Regions from separate parts of the Homo sapiens genome. Here region 1 is linked to region 2. The links are chromatin loops, found by intact Hi-C in ENCODE. Cell type or tissue: mammary epithelial cell. All regions are shown on one strand. Links, peaks and the distances in the headings refer to the core of each region. The heading gives the core; the rest is flanking DNA.

Region 1 (2,925 bases), core at 143-2,642, 100 kb after region 2:
TTAAAAGCAAATGATTTTTCCAGCATCCGAGTCCCAGGGTTTGTTTTGTCCCTTACCATGAGGTCCTGTATAATATGAAATATTTCATTTTTAATTTAACATTTACTTGAGAAAAAAATTTTTTAATTGCATAATGAAATCATTACCATGTATTAACATTTGAAGCAAAGCAATGTATAAGATATGCTTTTTTAAAAAAACAATGAAAGAAGTAGTGGAAATCAAAATTAGGTCCAGTGACTACTTGAAGATATGATGTTCTCTGACACCAGCACAACAAATCCATTTCTCTGTGCAGCGAAGTCGATTCACATAAACACTCTATAACTTTTCTACTCAAACTGTGGTGAAAATGGGCAGCAGCAGCTTCTCCTGGGGCTTGCTGGAAATGCAGATTTCCCTAGCCCTAGTCTAGTCCTAGTTAAGCCAGCTCTCTGTGTGACCATCAAGCTCTCTCAAGTTTGAGAAACTTAGGAGACACCCTCAGTGCATGATACCCAGGCTCCCCATGGACCTTCAGCTCCGTATGGGACAGCGGGTAGGGGCAGAGCTGGGAGCCTCTGTCTTCCCTGTACTTATGCAATGGCAGCAGGTTTCTTGCTACAGCTGAAAAGTGTCTCCATGAAGCGGTTCTAGTGGCAGGAACATTAAGAGGAAATTCTGTTGCACTATTTCAAAGGCGGCATGAATGCTAATACTCCCAGCTCCACCAGATCACATTTACTTGGGTGTTTTCTGTGAGCATTTTCTCCCACGCACATAAAAAATACCCAAAATGCTTTTGAGAAAAAAAGTTATATAAATAAAAAATGGCATAATATTTCTTTCTAAATACTAAAGATTTGTTTACTGACAAACATTACAGATGACATAAGATTTACAACATTTTATTAGGCCACACACAGCACAGGGTTGTACTACAGCCTCTAGACCAAGGACGAGGTAACAATCGAGAATAAAATTTAGCACGTACGCTTTACTTGTGTAAAGAAAAAAAGGAAGTGAAATAAGTGAAATGTAAAAAACTAAAAATGGAATAAAAAACTCATGATATTACCATTTCCTTAGGTAGCACTGAAATAGTAAATTTAGAGTACAGGATAATTAAGTTAATGATCTGAGGCAACTGTTATCTGCGCTTTTAAAAATGAAAAGAAAAAAGGCTATAAAACAGAAGTCTTTGTGTAAAAATTAGTTTCATTTCAGAGAACATAGCCATACAATGTAAAATCAAAATATAAAAACAAAAAAACAAAGCAAGCTCCCATAGTATATTGAAAATGTGTTGCAATTTAGGTCATTTAGAAAATAGTCCTCAGGTAAAAGCAAACTAAATTTGCCCTAGTGAATCTGAGGTGTAGTGGCACATGGCATGTGCTCAATACATTCTTTTTGAATGAATACATGAATAAATGCATGAATGAATCAACAATTAAAGCAGCTCTAAACTGAAAGCGGTCGCCTCGGAAGGTACTTGTAGAGAATGCTGAGTACCTTCTGGACTGAAAGAGTCTATGACTATAATCCTATTTCTTGACCTCTCTATCCAATTACTTAATCATTTCAGTGCTTCTACTCTGAACTAGCCCTAATTCCAGGTGTGGGTCTGACCAGCTCTACTATAGTCAGATACTTTTAAAGGCTTTTTTGAACAAGGGAGTATAAATTAGTCAACCAATCAATTAACAATTAATTAAAATAATGTATTCCATTTTATACATCTCAATATCATGGGCACTGGCAATTGTGTTTTAGACTTTCACTTGGCTAACAGTAGCAACCCTTGGATTTTCTTCTACCATGCTAACAGAGGAGTCACTTCCTGTGCCAGCTTCCCTGCACGGGGTCCTTTTGTATAAGATACACTTGGTATCACTCTTGGTGTGTTAACATTGCCAGTCACTTTTTTCCTCCATTATGCACATTACTGTCACATTAATCTTCCTAAAAATGCTCATACTCCTCACATCATTTATGTACTCAAAAAGTCATTAGACACCACAGTCTCCCTCAGAGGGTGACTCATAAATTCTTATCTCCAGCTCAGATCTCTCTCTGAGTTCCAGACCTGTAACTCTCATCCTCCCCTTGATTCTCCATAGATACCTCAAACATAACCAAACAGAGTACCTACCTCATCCAACCTCCCACAAAGCTGCTCTCCTTGTATTTCACATTCTAATAAATGACACCACAATATATCCTATCATCCTCCCAAAATCTATCCTGACCACCTCCTCTCCAGCATTTATCTTGATAATAGTCCTCCCACAATCTGGAAGTCTTCCCTTTCTTCATCCCCGAAAGTCAATCAGCCACTGAAGCCCACTGATTTGGCCTCCTTAGTATCTTCCTATCTGTACCTCTCTGTCCGTCCTCTCTTTTCTATCCAAGGCTGCTCTTAAACTCTCCTTCCCTTCTGCTGAGCCAATCAACAAATTTCTCAGAGTTGGACCCAATTCCTAGTTCCTCCACAAAACCTTCCTTGATTTATCCATCTTATGAATGCAACACGGTTCTTATTTGTCCACTCAATATAAAACAATGATGTATAGTATCACACGCCAATTTTTGATTGTCTATTTTTTCTCTATATAGAGGAAATAATTCAAAACAGCCAAAAATCATAAACCATTCAACGTTCTCCAAACGTTTTCAGCTAAAACAGAGGAGAATTATCTAAAGCCCTAAGTGTCTTCCTCCTTTTGCAAAATGTTCACTGTGCAAGCAGCACTAGGTTCCACATATTCTACACCAATCTAACCCATGTGATGTGTGATGCAGCAATGATGAAAACACATTTTATGGATAACACAGACACCTCTTCAGCCAGTTTCTGCCTGGTGATAAATCACTGCAAAGTAGGTTATTCTTATTTTTCTATACAAACTCCTGATGAGGTTATAACTTTTTCTGGAGAGATTT
Region 2 (2,925 bases), core at 254-2,753:
TGTTGCCAGGTTCTTCTTGAACTCCTGACCTCAAGTGATCCGCCAGTGTCAGCTTCCCAAGTGCTGGGGTTACAGGTGTGAGTCACTGCGCCCATCCCATAACGCATGTTTTTAAATATCCACATGACAACTACTTTTATGGGTGTTAGATGCTATCATATAATACTGCATATTGTATGCAGCATAAGGGATTTCTTACTATTACTTTCAAAAAAGTACATCTTTTACAAAATGATAGTAATTAAAATATTCAGTGTTACATTTAGATATGTTTTTTCTCTATGTGCTGACAAATACCCCTGTATTTGGATATACTTACATAATAGGCTTTTTAGTTCACAGGCTAAAAAATGTGTGTGTTGAAAAAATACTCATATTAAGGTTTAAGTAACCACTATTTGAAGTGTTCAAAGTATCCCGTTAGCAGAATCTGGAGTGATGTTTAACTGTCCTCTGCTAGTCAGTTACAATACTATTTTAGAAGAGCAAAAAGGAAAGTAGCAATGGTGACTAGCAACATTACTGAAGTTATTAGCCTAATAGAAGTCTTCTAAAATGATTTTAAAAGGTTATATAGGGCTTACGAGAGAAAAGGGAAATAGAAATGTTTAAGGTTAAAAAGAAAAAAAGCATGCTTAATTATATAAAGCAAGCAAGTTGAGACCTGTGTGAATTAAATATAGAATTTGAAAGACAATCAAATTTAAAGAAGGGAAGTTAATATGGTGATGGCCAAAGTACAGCAATGTTTGAATATTGTTCTACATGGACTGGTGAAATGGGAAGCAGAGTCTAATTATTGGAATGATGAACAAATTTTTATTTTATCTGGCCGTCCTTTAAGCATGAATATTGTAATAACACAGAAGTCACTGGGAAAAACAGAACGCATCTGTCCCCTCAAAACACACTTATATTATAATCTAAAATTAAAACTTAACTACAATGAATAGGTGAAATGGGTCCGTGTTTTACATAAATATTTCAAGATAGCATCTTTTGTGAATCTCAGTTGGCAATATTTGCATATTTAATTTGCTATCTTTTAAGAAGGAAAATGTGATTTATGGTGTAATTTTCTACTCTGTCATTATCATAAACCTTTTATTACACATATAAATATAACCTCATGTGCCTGTATTACACTGTAAAGCAACTGATTACTAATTTGCATCCTTAAAAGAGAAATTCTAAATGGTTCATTTAGAAATTTGTAATTATATGACTTGAAAGGTCATAATTTTTCATTCCCCATTATTAAGGGAATGGTGAAAAAAGAAGACTTTATTAGTCATGTTTCTCTAACACAGATGTCAATTGTGAACCCATTTTTCTGTCACAAGAATGCTTAGGTCATGGCTACAAATGAATTATGTTGGGAAACAGATGAATTAAAAACACCCTGAAAACCTCCCAGAGTCAGTCAACATCCCTTGGGATTAAATTCCCTGCAATTTTGGAGCCTGAGCACCTTGGTGCCTTTATTTTTCTGGTCCTGCAATAAAGAAGGAGTTTTTCCACAGACCTTGATCTTGAATGTGCTTCACCTTTAAAGAAAACTGTTGTGTCTCCATTCAAGTTTAAACAATGTGATAAAAACTAGTCTGTAATCTACCTCTGCTTTGCAATGGAATGGAATTTCAAACAAAGGCTGGTACATTTAAATAAAAATACAGGACATTCATTAGAAGGAGACTGGCTATGCCTCCTAGGAGTGGGATGCTCTAGTGCTGCCCTGAATTGGGACCATTCTCCTGCATGTTATGCTCTGGCCCATCTACATTCAGCTTCCCAATAGAGGGAGCTCTAGGCCCAGGCCCTAGTATCTTTAGGCACACACTGTATAGGGACAACCATGGTATTTGGTACAGAGTGGGTATTCAACAACATTTGCTAACTAAATGCATCAATCAATGTTCTTGTTACCTACTCCTCCACTGTCATCAAGACTGCTATATTATCAGAGAAATGACAGCATGAAAATAACTTACTCTGATAACATTGAAATTTTCCTGAAATACTAGCACTTGCCAAAACATCTCAAAATACCATCTTCTAGTTCAGAAATAGACAACATTAAAAACTGGAAGGTAGTCCTAAATCCACATATGTCAATTATGAAGTTTTCTTAAGAGAAATGCATCATCATAGCAAACATTTAAATAAAGAGGAGACTGACTGCGGCTGGCTGGAACCTGTAATCCCAGCACTTTGGGAAGCTGAGGTGGGAGAATTGCTTGAGGCCAAGAGTTTGAGACCAGCCTGTGCAACATAGTGAGACCTTGCCTCTGCCAGAAAATAAAACATTAGCTGGGTGTGGTGGTGAGTGAATGTAATCCCAGCTACTTGGGAGGCTGAGGCAAGAGGATTACTTGAACCCAGGAGGTCGAGGCTGCAGTGAGAGCTGTGACTGCACCACTGCACACCAGCCTGGGTGACAGGGTGAGAACCTGTGTCTAAAAAAAAAATAAATAAATAAAAACATAAATAAAGAGTAGAAAAACAGTATTCATAGAAGGGTAGGGGTTTATATGTTTGTTTGTAAAGCTTTAGTACATCACTTGAGGCAACCACGCAGAAAAAGGTGGCTTTATGTTCCTAATTTTTCAGCGTCATGACTTTACCGTGATCTAAAATTGCTTTCTAATACATGGGGAGAAGTTACGATTGAAGAGAAAGTGATGAACAATGGCAAAGTACAGGGCCTGTACAGCATGGCCGGTCGATAGCAACTATGTAGTAAAACTCTGTTCATTCTGGAAAAATAGGAATGTTTGCTCCTATGCTCAAAACGTGACACAGCTGTCGGGGGCGCCATTCATTATATATAAATACAACGTAACCTCCATGGAGAACACACTGTGGATGGTGTCCCCTAGAGGAGTACTGCATACTTCTTTGCTGTAGTACAGCAGGTCCTCAAAC

What was found. A loop is a pair of places that touch in the nucleus more often than their neighbours do. Peaks named below come from ENCODE experiments on the same cell type or tissue, not always from the same donor. Only the 100,000 strongest peaks of a DNase experiment are listed, where the experiment ranks them.
Region 1: a loop joins it to region 2, with 3.0 times the contacts of the local background. A loop is called at or near these places in 2 of 110 quality-filtered maps.

Annotation. Positions count from the first base shown.
Region 1 is chr2:36,403,021-36,405,945 of GRCh38, reverse strand. All of the region lies in intron 2 of CRIM1 (cysteine rich transmembrane BMP regulator 1), which reads right to left. Among named protein-coding and RNA genes, the nearest start is that of CRIM1, 49 kb to the right of the region's middle. In mammary epithelial cell, for the core only: no CTCF peak of the experiment used is centred there; DNase peaks (open chromatin) are centred at 1,435 and 2,035; H3K27ac peaks cover 1,835 bases.
Region 2 is chr2:36,506,408-36,509,332 of GRCh38, reverse strand. All of the region lies in intron 8 of CRIM1 (cysteine rich transmembrane BMP regulator 1), which reads right to left. Among named protein-coding and RNA genes, the nearest start is that of FEZ2, 90 kb to the left of the region's middle. RefSeq lists an enhancer at 1,396-1,940. In mammary epithelial cell, for the core only: a CTCF peak has its summit at 1,797 (motif pointing right); no DNase peak of the experiment used is centred there.